3 separate regions of the Homo sapiens genome follow, and regions 2 and 3 are each linked to region 1. Evidence: chromatin loops called from intact Hi-C (ENCODE). Cell type or tissue: endothelial cell of umbilical vein. All regions are shown on one strand. Region 1 holds the start of LOC105375980 (a long non-coding RNA gene). Region 2 has its middle 160 kb from the start of FREM1. Region 3 overlaps LOC124902123 (a long non-coding RNA gene).

The links. Peaks named below come from ENCODE experiments on the same cell type or tissue, not always from the same donor. Only the 100,000 strongest peaks of a DNase experiment are listed, where the experiment ranks them.
Region 2: it touches region 1 in a loop (2.0-fold over the local background); 3 of 110 quality-filtered maps call a loop at or near these places.
Region 3: a loop joins it to region 1, with 9 times the contacts of the local background. A loop is called at or near these places in 2 of 110 quality-filtered maps.

What each region holds. Positions count from the first base shown.
Region 1 is chr9:14,991,799-14,995,798 of GRCh38, forward strand. It overlaps LOC105375980 (a long non-coding RNA gene), which reads right to left and starts at 1,397. Exons shown (of 5, transcript XR_929491.3): 1 at 1,351-1,397; 2 at 731-956. It also overlaps the pseudogene LOC389705. In endothelial cell of umbilical vein, no CTCF peak of the experiment used is centred here; DNase peaks (open chromatin) are centred at 1,523 and 2,223; H3K4me3 peaks cover 1,294 bases; H3K27ac peaks cover 2,058 bases.
Region 2 is chr9:15,067,711-15,071,710 of GRCh38, forward strand. No RefSeq gene overlaps it. Among named protein-coding and RNA genes, the nearest start is that of FREM1, 160 kb to the left of the region's middle. In endothelial cell of umbilical vein, no CTCF peak of the experiment used is centred here; DNase peaks (open chromatin) are centred at 1,631 and 3,221; H3K27ac peaks cover 1,010 bases.
Region 3 is chr9:15,153,908-15,157,907 of GRCh38, forward strand. All of the region lies in intron 2 of LOC124902123 (a long non-coding RNA gene), which reads left to right. Among named protein-coding and RNA genes, the nearest start is that of TTC39B, 150 kb to the right of the region's middle. In endothelial cell of umbilical vein, no CTCF peak of the experiment used is centred here; DNase peaks (open chromatin) are centred at 1,154 and 2,084; H3K27ac peaks cover 1,480 bases.

The sequences.
Region 1 (4,000 bases):
ACAATAATGTAATGCTATAAAAGAACAGAGAATAAAAAGGGCACTTAGAAATGAAGGTATAATAAAAGAAATAAAGTAATCTGATAATCATTTGTCCAATTAAGTTGAAAAAGTCACAGAGAAAGTAGAATAAAAAGATGAAGGGATAGAAAATAGGACAGACAGGTAAGAAAAAACATCAGCCAAGAAGGTCCACGATCTAAATAACAAATTTCAAAAAATAAGAGATAAAATAAGAGAGGGCGGAAAGAAACGATCAAATAAATAATACCAGGAGAATCCCCATAACGGAAGAACATGTGTTTCAGGATTGAAAAACTGATCAATAGGAATGAGAAAAGACCCATAAGAAAGACACTCGATTGTGTCTTAGAACGCTGGGTATAAAGAGAAGATCCTAAAGCTTCTTGAGACAAAACAAAACCGAAACCAAAGCGGGTTACATAACAAGAAATTTAGTGACCTGAGAAGGAGAAGGAAATGCAATGACGTAGAGTTTCTCAACAATTTTGGAAGCTAAAATATTGTGGAGCAAGCCCTCCAATATTCCGAGTGAAAGTTATTTTCAACCTAGAACTCAGCCAGAATAAAAACAGTTCCAGACCTGCACGCTCTGTGGGAAAAAAGACCTGGAAGCAACCTCCCTCAAGGAACTATTGGCGGATATGTTCCACAACATGAGGCTATATAATCAAGAAAAAGACACAGACTCAGGAAATAGGGAACTCACCTCAGGAATGAGGAATAAGACCTTCCCAGGATGGATGTGAAGGAGACCCAGGACATCAGTTGAGAGCTGTGCCTTCCAAATTTTGATGTGCATAGGAATTACCAGGGGATCTTGTTGCAATGCAGACACTGATTCAGTAAGTCTGGGTAGGGCTTGAGATTTCGCGTTTTTAACAAATTCCCTCAGGATGCTGAGGCTGCTGGTTCAGGGACTACACTTTGCATAACTGGGGTGTAGAGAAAAAATAGTCCGAACTGTACCAAGAAGACGATGGTACAGAGACAGAGACAGACAGACACTTATTTCCTTCTGGGAGATCATCGGGAATGAATTAGTGTAAGTCAATAACTGTATAGTAGGGGAGGGAGAGGGATGGAGGAGAGGGAGAAAAGGATTAATGTTTTAAGTAAACACAAATGAAGAAAAAACAAGGAAGGGGCTGTACTGAGGGCAGCCGCATACATCCAACCTTGCCTCTAGTAGACACCTGAAGAGGAAGGTTGGACCACCCTAACGGATTCAGATTCAGTAGTCTGGGGGGGTCTCTGGAGTGACCCTGGAAGATGCTCCAAAAAGCCTAGAAGCGGACCACAAGGACAGAAGACGCCCCTTCCCCATACCCAGCAAGGGAGTAAGCCGGGCCTCAAAGCGCCCGGCGCCAGGTCTCAGGGGGCGGGGCATGGGCGGAGCCTTTTCCCTAAATTGGCGCGCCCGAGCGGCGCTGGGATTCGCATTGGAGGCTTTTGAACCCGGAAGCAGTTGGCTGCTCTCGGAAGCGGCCGCGGATCCGGGAATTCGGCTGGCGCTGCAGCTGCAGAATGGTGGGCGGTGGCTGGAAGCGCAGGCCCGGCGCGGGGGCGGGGCCGCAGATACTGCCAGAAAGGCTGTGGGGGCTACGCAGGTGGCTTTGGATGACAGCCAGGGTACCAGGAGGCAGCGCGTTTCATTCATGCAGTGACTATTAAGCTTGCTGTGTGTCCGGGGTCTGCGGTTTGCTGCGGGGACCCTGCCCAGGTCGCTGTTTCGCGCTCTGTAGGGGATTGGACCAGGAAAGTAGCGCCTCTGCATTTTCTGCCCAGCTCCTCTTGGCGCATTTCCTGGGGAAACGGATTAAGCCAACCAACGTTTCATTCATTCGCCCACCCAGATAGATTGGGAACCGATTACATACCAGACATTGTGCGGGGCCCTGCGGATTTGGGGTCAACCCGCCTGCCCCTTCTCCATGTAGAGCCTCCGGCCTGGGGAGGAGGGGCACAAGCGAATATGCATTCTACTGTGACTTTTTTGTTTGGGATTATAATGCTGGTGTGTAGAAAGTGCTATGGAAACACTGAAGGAGGATTTAACAAGTCCCAGGGGGTGTTAAAGAAGACTTTTAAGACAACTCTTTGAAAATGGGTTTTGAAGGCAGAGAAGAGTCTGAGACGTAAAAGTGTAGGAGATGTTTGGGCATAGTGGAGCGTTCGGCTTGGCTGGAGCCAGAGAAATGGGAAAGTAAGAGGGACCTGATCATAAAAGCACTATGAGAGGGGAGGGGGGAAAAGTATGTGCATTATCTCATATTTTACTACGATTTCGGAAGTTCTGTAACCACTACAGTAGCAATAAGGGGAATCAGACAGGAAGGAAGTGCCATTGTGATAACTAAAGTTTTAGAAAACTTAGTCTGGCAGTGTTATAAATCGGATAGGGTGTGAGACATTCTTGGAGGGCTTAATTAACTAGTAAAGGGCCAGTTGTATAGGCATTCTTCATATTGGGTCATGCATTCTAGGAATACCAGGGTAAAGGAGAAATGCAGCCTCTGAAGGGGACAGCTGTCCTAAATTCTAGTTGTTAGGGATATGGAGATGCTGAACTAGTATGTGAGTTAAGGCAGAGCTGAAAAAATTCTCTTTGAAGGTTCAGTGAAGAACTGCTTTGGTGGCGTGAGGTGCTTAACTAGAAATACAATAGCAGAAATGAAGGCGAGTCTATAGAGGCTATAACCATAATGGCCGGCATTTGCATATTATGTGCTAGGACTGTTCTGTGTATTTTTACATATAATAACTTATTCCTTGTAACAACCCTATGATAGAGGTACTGTATGCCCTTTTTGCAGATGAGAAAACAAGGCACAGAGAGGTTAAGTAACTTGCCTAAGGTTGGAAATCAGCTGGAAATCAGTAGGGTCAGGAGTCAACCCAGGCAACCTAACCATTAAGCAAAACTGCCTTTCAGCAAGGCAGATTAAGCCTTTTCTAACATCTTCAGTTGGAGCCAGTCTTTGAAAGTCTGACCAAAGACAGTTATAAAAACAGAAGATAGGATAGCTCGGGACTTCATATGTTCCTACTGTTCTATATTTACAGTTGGAGAAGCAACAGGAAGTGGTTGAGAATCTGCTGTGGAGCCAGACTTAAACCTGAGTTTAAATCCCTTCTCTTCCACTTCCTAGTTAGGGACATAGGGAGGTTAACCTCAGCAGCTGTAAGATGAGGTTAATAGTATCTAGTGCATGAGATAGTTGAGGATTAAATGAGTTAATTCACAGAAGGTGCTTAGAACAGTGAAATAGCACAAGATAAGTTCTCAATAAGTATGACTTACTACTTGTTTTTACTATTATATTATCTTTACTATTACTATTTGCTATTGATACTCACTTTTGGATTCATTTTTCAACAGCCTTTTTGTTCAGCGTCATTCTTTTTTAAATCAGATGCATTATAATCCTTGGCACAATAAACTGTTACCATTGTTCAATTCATGATTGTTTTTGAGCTTATTTATGTTAAGTAATATAACAAACACCTGTGAACCCATTGCCCAACCCTAAAACTGAAACAGTAGTTCTACATCTACACATGTCCCTCTCCTCTCCCTTCAGCCTTCTTTCTGTCACTCATGTTCAATGTAGCTATCCTGAATTTTGTTTTCCCTTGCCTTTTAAAAATAGGCTCATCTCCTATGAATGTATACCTAAATAATATTTATTTTTAGTTTTTGAAATTCATAAAAAGGCTATCATGCTGCATATAATCAAGAACTTTTTTCCTCATTAAAAATATTTAATATAGATAGGTCCATATTGTGTAGCCATACAGTAACCATTTGGTAAATGAAGGAGATTGGTTCCAGGACTCTCACATATCCCAAAACCCGAGCATACCCAAGTTCCAAAGTTGGTCCTGTGGAACCCGAGTATACAAAAAGTTGGCCCTCTCTCTAAGTGGATTTCACATCCTAAGAATACTGTTATTTTCCAGTCTGCATTTGGTTGGA
Region 2 (4,000 bases), 76 kb after region 1:
TTTTTTCTCCCTCCATGACCTTACTGATAAGAAGTGGCCATCCCGGTAATGGAGGGGAAAGTAAATGTTATAAATTGATAGCAGAAATTCCAGAATGTCGGCGGACTCCAAATCCAAGATTAAAAAGGTAATGGCAAGAATAGTGCTTCACATTTAGCAGGTGGTCAATTAAACCTCTACTGGGTAAATGAATTGTATAAAAGAAGCATACGCTATTAAAATTTGTTCAGCCATTCAGTCATATTTAGCTGTCTAAACTGCAAAGACTTGTAAGTTAGTACCAAATCCCAAAGAAGTTTACCAAAGTTACACAACCAGGCAGCAGCAATGCTAAGCCCATTACTCAATTCACTGTTTTCTTTTCTGTTCTGTTGCCACCTCAAAATAAAAAAACACATCCTTCGTTAGAGATGATAAAGTGGATATTAAGACATCTATGTAATTGGAAACAAGTTCCACATTCAATTATTACCTCTGCATATAAGATAAGCTGTATAGTACATGAATAAAAAGATTTATTAAATTTGCTAAATTTCATATTTAATAAATTTAAAATTTTATTAGAGAAATCAGAGTAAATCCATTTTATTACCTAATTAAAGTTGTAAAGGGCTACAAAGAAACTAGAAATTAAACATGTGTTAATTTAAAAACAAAAAACAAAACCTTAAAGTACAATTTAAGCTACCAGTCTCCTGCATAAACACAAGGCAGAGACCTCGATGCTGGGAAAATAGCCAAAATTACAAACTTAATCAATGTGGCAGGAAATCTGTTCACACTTTGAAATCTTGATACAAAGCATTTCTGACAAGCCATGAGATGGCATAAAATTAAATTATAATTATAATCGTAAGTTCTTCTATTTCCTATGTTCTTACGATGGTTAGAACTTACGATTATAACCATACTGAAGTATCAGTTATTTTTAGAAAATCAAGCTAAAGGTAGTAATATGAACCAGATTTTATTGAAGATTTGAAATTCAAATACTGTGGGCAAAATATATTTAAAAATAGGCTTTGTTTTACACTATTGTTGTAGAAACAAGGAGTTTTTGACACCGCATAAAGAATCTTTAGTTGTTCCTTTAATTTACAGACACTTAGATGAATTAATTTTTAAGAAGAAGTTTAATTTTCTAGTTGGATAAAATATTAGTGCTAATAAAAGTATAATAAGGATCTGAATCCTAAAATCACTTATAAAGAGCCTACAGAATGTCCCTCTGGCAATAAGAATATCATATAACACCTAGATTTTCAAATAATGTGCAAAAAATGCTAACTACTCATACTTTTCAGAGGGAAGAAAAAGGAAAAACATCTATTATAATAGAAAACAAAAAAACTTTATTTAGATACATTGCTGATCTAATGAATGTCAAGAAATAATTTCGGGAGAAACTTGAAAAAATAAGACCCCAAACTTTTATTTCAATGGCAAAGCTACACTTTGTGTGGTTTAAGCCCATCGTTAGTCCTCTAGGATCTGGCACTCTTCTAACTTCCACCTTTCTACTCTACCCCCTCTACTGAGTCACAACAAAACTGCCTTTGTTGTATCAAATTAACCCAAGAACAACATACTAGGCATTTCCTCCCATCACAGCATTTACTCATTTTATTATATGCATCAGGAATGCCCTATCGAGTTCCCTTGTGTATGTGAAAACAGTCTGCTTTGATAACACTTGTCAAAAGGAGACTCATCTCCTCTCCCCCTAAGAACTTTGGGACTTTAGGGGAAGAAGAGATTTCTATCATTTCTCTCATTCACTAGAAGTTTACGAACTTCCTCAGGATTTTGTTTCTTTGTTTTAAACTTCTTATGCCTCTACCAGACTTAAAACGCAAGTTCAAGACTTAAAACACAGTTATTATGAAGATACTTGTAGTGAGAAGCAGTTTAGCCTCATGATTAGAGTATGAGCCAAGTATCTGGATGGAATTCTGACTTTTCCTTAACATTTCCTCCTCTCAATCTTGTCGACTGGAAAATGGGGATTATAACAGTGCCTACTTCATCAACTTGTGATGAGGATTTAAATGATTTCATACATGTAAAGCACTTAGAACAAGCCAGGCACAATAGCTCACACCTGTAATCTCAGCTACTCGGGAGGCCGAGGCAGGAGGGCCGCTTGAGCCCGGGAGTTGGAGACCAGCCTGGGCAACATAGTGAGACTCTCTCTAAATAAAAATGTTTGTCTTTTAAATTAGCCAGATGTGGTGTTGCATGCCTGCAGTCCCAGGTACCTGGGACAGTGAGACGGGAGGATCTAAGCCCAGTAGTTCAAGGCTACAGTTTGCTATGATCACTCTACTCTTTCACCCAGGCTGCAGTGCAGTAAAACAAAAAAACCACTTAGAACAGTATTCAGCTAACAGGAAATTCTAATAAATATTAGTTATTATTAATATTACTATTTTTATCATAATTCTCCACAGCACCTAGTAGTGCTATATATATATATGTATATATGCTCACTTTGAATGAAACAACATTTAAATAATTTTTAAAGGCCCCTCATGGAGTAAATGGAGGCTCAGGCCCAAAAGATCAAATCCATTATAAAGGGTTGGTACAAGAAAGAAATTTGACCTCCAAAACTACTTAAACATCTTGAACAAATTAAGAAGAAAGTCAAAGTGTAAAACTAACAGTCCAAATAAGCCAAGTATTTTTTCCTGATAAAAAAGGAAGAGACATTTTGAGAGAGCTTGACTGTTTCTATATAGGAAATCTACCCCTAAAGATGGTTATTTCTGAAATGTCATCTTAATTTCTAATCTATCAATAGTATATCAAACTGATTCTATTTTGAATCTACTTATACTTCTAGATTTGACATTATTTACTTAAGTAGGAAGCTTCACTATTTACCATCTCACCTTGAAAAGTAGTATTAAATTCAATTTACCCAACAAAGGTAATCCCTGGCTATAGCACTCAGGGATTTAGTATACAGATCCATGTTTACTTTATTGATATGCTTCACAATTTTATACTTTATCTGCCTCTTCACTATCAGCCTGAAGATCAATTTTAATCATTATAGTTTTGTTCTTCCTCACAGGGAAGCTGATTCTGTTTTTTTTTCGATTTGTTAGCTGCCTGTCTCCATCAGTTCCTTTGTGTTGACCCATGGCTACAATGGGTCATAAATTATGGAAAACAAGTAACATCTTACGCATAGACACTAGGATACTACAGTATGTTTGAGGAAATACAGTACAGTCAAGCAAGCCCAATAACTGCCTTATCTCTTCTACAAATACACAATGTTACTTTCAAATAACAATGGCTTATATTAATAGATTAGTTCTCATCAAGTGATAAAGAACCTATCTGAGTTGCCAAGAGTAGGACTGATTTAGATCCTAAGCAAGATTCTTAAAGGATTATTTATGAAAGTATAATAGAAATAGAAAGCTTATGTTTTGATAATATCAGTAACCATGCCTACTCTCACATAAGTTTTGGCTTATTTCTTATTATTTGCATATTTTACACTGAGACAGTCCATAAGTAAGTTCTGTCAAAGACTGTCAAGCTTCACACAAAGAACTTAAATTTCTGAAGCCCAGGTATTCTAGTTTATCATCATTAACAACCAAATGTTGTAATAGCATGGGGAAAACATAGTCTGTCCTGTTTTACAGTTTAATTACTAATTAGCAAATAATGTGACATTTGAACACTCACTATTCATTCACCTTGCTTCCTGTTTAAAGAAATCATTACCAAAAAACTGATGATGAGAACACAGGAAATAGAAGAACTTAGGATTATAACATTAAGAAAAGAAAAAGCTCTCAGTGGTGTGATTATGAGAAATTATTTTCTCCTTTATGCCTTTAGATATTTCTTCCAAACGGAATGCTCAGTAAGCCTTAGAAGTTTGAGGTATTTACCTGTTCTGTGTGTAGTGACCATGGCAAATGTCTGCAGGTTCCTTTGGGAAGGTTAAGCAAAGTAGTCTCCATATGCATTTGTG
Region 3 (4,000 bases), 160 kb after region 1:
AAAGCTAGAGACTGTTAGCAGCATCCATAAGAGAGTCAACAAAAGGCTGTAACAAGAGGCCAGTTGGTGGCTGGCTGGCTGCTAGAGGCCACGTGGAGGAAGAAATTTGCTGGCCTTGGAATAGGAGTCTTTTCCTTTGGACTAAGCTTTAAAGAGTCTTCCTTTGGAGAGCAGAAGATTGCTCAAATAAAGAAAGAAACCAGCTTTATTAAAAAAAAAAAAAAACAGGTGAGAAAGGAACAAGATGAAATCAAATCTATTATGCTTCCTAAGATTTTGGAAGACTTCCAGGGACCAATGTTAGGGAAAATGAAAATTGAGCATCAAATGTTAATGGAAAAATCACTATCGGGGATGTGGAAAAATAAAGTTAATCTGGAAGGAAAAATGGAACAAATGTTGAATGTGTGGGCTTCCCAGTGGCTTGTATAAGAGCCACGAAAATGGATTTTAAGTATAGAAGATTCTGTTGACCTGGTATTGACTTGTTGCTCCATGACCAAATGGGGGACACAGGGTTTTAGCATCAGTTATTGAGATTTTGTGCTCCCTCAGTCCCCTCATTCGCCCCAACAATATCGCCCAAGAATGATTATCCAGCCAAGGATTATTTTGATAATCAAAATCATGGACACTTACTATTTTTTGTGTGTTTGTGTAAACTAAGTCTAGGGACACAGAGCTCATCTAGGAAGATGAGGAGGAGGGCATCCTAAAGGTACATGGTAGTGCTCCAATCTGCAATACCGTCCCTCCCCGCACCCTCACGCCATCTCACTTTCTGCTTAGACAGCAATAACAGGTGCCTCTCCACCTCGTCCTCCCCATTCCCCGAAAAAAGATTTGTAGAATTTAAGATGTGAAAAGCTGGGAACCACTGCACTAAACCACACTGTATCCAGTACTCCATACACAGATTGCCAAATGGCTGAAGAACAAGGTCTAGCCCTTAAAACGAATGAAGCTGGATGGCTAAAAGAGCATTGCAACAGAAATCTTTGTTCTACAAATGAACTGAACCTACCCAGACGGTCCTAACCATAAGGCCTATGGCATCCTTTCTAAGAGCCACAGTTTTGTTGACAAGGAACACCATGCTGCTATTTTTAAAGGAAGCATTCATCTTTCTGACAGCTAGTCAGTAAGTCACCTTTTGTGGTCAAACTTTGCGTGATTTGGCCTTAGGAAGCTCACCTGGGCGAGAAAGGGTAGGGGAAGAATGTGTCCTTCTTCCTACTGGATAAAAGCTATGCATAAATCTCAGACAAAAATTAGAGAAAAAAAAAGAATCCCCCATGGCGCTAAAATGTCAGAATATACATTTCCTAATAGATTAACAAGTACTATAAATATTTACATGATCTGCTGATATACCTAACTTGTAGGGGGAATATGGGAACAGGGGAAGAAGCAGCCAGATAAATATTAAAGCGTATTTTTAAAATAATTATGCTGTAATCATTTTTTTTTAAATCCATTTTCCTGAAATAAGGGATTCCGTCTCTTTTCGGAGAAGCCATTTAATAGCCAAATTAAAGAGAGGTTAGCTCCATCACTACACCGGTTCCCTTATCACCACTCTAATCTCCATGGTCACCCAGAGTTTGCCAACTAGAATTTTGGATGAATTAAGATTTGCTTATTTAATAATGTAGAGGAGATCAGGAAATAGGTGGTGTCTCAAGACTTTAAATGAACACATGCCTTCAGTCTGGGTTTTAAGAAGTTTTATTGTTATAAGTAACTTCAGACACAGAAATAAAAAGAAAAAAGAGAAATGTTTTTCTCTTTTAATAAAGAAAAATATAAAGCCTCCAACATATTATTAAAATGACTTTGCTTTTAATTTCAACATAGAAGTTCTCTGTTTAAAACTATTAATAGTTTATTAACATAAATCTTTAGTGAGTGAAGAAAAAAATGAGATGGAAAACTTTCAGGGCTGGAATGAGCTCTTATTTTCCATTTAATATTTGGGTAGGAACAATTCTTGGAAATGATCACAAACGCAATAATTACTGGCTTAATCCTAAATAGATTTGCAGCCGTTCCTTTTCGTGTTATTTTTGGCATGCTGGCTGTGGCATGCTGTAATGTTGACATAACTGGTTTCTCAGAAAACAAGATTTGTGACAATTTGCTCCATTCTGCTCCAAAGACAATCAATCTGAGGCTTTCAAAGCAGGGCTAAAAATGCACACAAATCTCCCCCCTCGCAGCTGCTTCTTGTTTAACATTGTCAAATTTTCTTAATTAAAATTTGAGATTTTATGCTTGGCTTCCTCTCCCCTTCCTCTAAAGCTCAAATGACACTTTGCCTTTTTTAGCTATATGGAAGTCTACAAAAAGCCAGACAAAGGCCCTAATTGTTTTATCAGAAGACCTCATTTTTAAGTTTGTGCTTAGTATTTTTCATCTATATTACATTTTATCCAATCTGAATCTTAGCAGGCTTAATTCAGCTTTGAGGGTGAACAGAACATGTATTTCACCCAAAATCATAATTACTGATGAAATATTGGAGGCATTTCCTGAGGTTTTCTCATAAGTCTTCAGTCACATGGCTTTCAATGCCATCTGCATACCAAAGACTCACAACTTTTTATCTCAACCCAAGCCTCTTTTCCAAATTCCAGTGTCATTTATCTAATTGCCCTCTCAACATCAAGATGTCTTATAAGATCCTTAATAAGGATCTTAAACTCATTATGTCCATAATGCCTTCTGAGCATTCCTCCAAAACCTGCTCAGTCTGCCACTTTGCCCATCTCAGCTGATGCAACTCCACCCTTCTGGTCATTCAGGCCCAAACCCCAGACATCATACTATGGTCTGGGTCACTGTGATGGCCTCGTCTCCTGCTTCTACCTCATCCACCTCACTCTACCCTCAATATCCAGTCTTTTCAAAACTTGTTAGCCCATGCCACTCCTTTGCTGAAAACTGCAATGGTTGCTCATTTCAGTCAGGGTAAAAGTCAAAGTTTTTTAAATGGCCCCATTACATTCTGAAGATTACTTATAAACCTGCCATTCAGAGACAATATTATAGGTCTCTTGCTTTTCTGCATACCTCAAAGAAAAGGTACTGACTGGCTTTGTTCCAGACTAGCTTTTCAAAACTGTTTGGAATGAGCAGCTTTGTAAGATATAGTGTCTCCCCCCAGAGAAGAAGGCAGGTTTGCTTACTGTTCAGTGTGAGGCAAAGAGAATGTCTATCTTCCGAGGAAAGGGCAAGAAAGTTTGCTTGCAGTCTGTTATAAAAGATTCAGGTTTGGCCAGGCGTGATGGCTCATGCCTGTAATCCCAGCACTTTGGGAAGCCGAGGCGGACGGATCACAAGGTCAGGAGTTCGAGACCAGCCTGGCCAACATGGTGAAACCCTGTGTCTACTAAAAATACAAAAATTAGCCAGGTGTGGTGGCAGGCACCTATAACCCCGGCTACTCGGGAGGCCTTGGCAGGCAAATCACTCAAAACCGGAAGGCAGAGGTTGCAGTGAGCCCAGATTGCACCACTGCATTCCAGCCTGGGAGAAAGAGCAAAACCCCATCTCAAAAAAAAAAAAAAAAAAAAAGATTCAGGTTCCCTGAGAGGCTCCTCTGCTGTGACACAAACCCATTGAGGGTGCAGCAGCCACCTGAGCCCCTCCACATCACCCTTGTGGGACTTGGCAGGCAAGGGGAATTGACACAAATGTGCCAGTGTTCATGACGCTTGTTGTGCCATGAGTAATAAAGCATTTTTTTCTCTGACCCAGGATTCTCATGTCTTCTGCCAGAATCCACAAAACTGTGCAGGCTAACCTTGTTAGCTTGCAAGAAGAGTAAAATCTGACTTTCGTCAGTACTTAACCACCTATGTGACTCGTCTCCTGCTACTGTCCCCTCAGTGCCTCAGGCCAGCCACATGGTCTCCTTGATGTCCTCAGAACACATTTGGCACACCCTTTCTTAAAGCCTTTGTATGGGCTTTTGTTTTCTTCCTGAAATGCTCTTCCC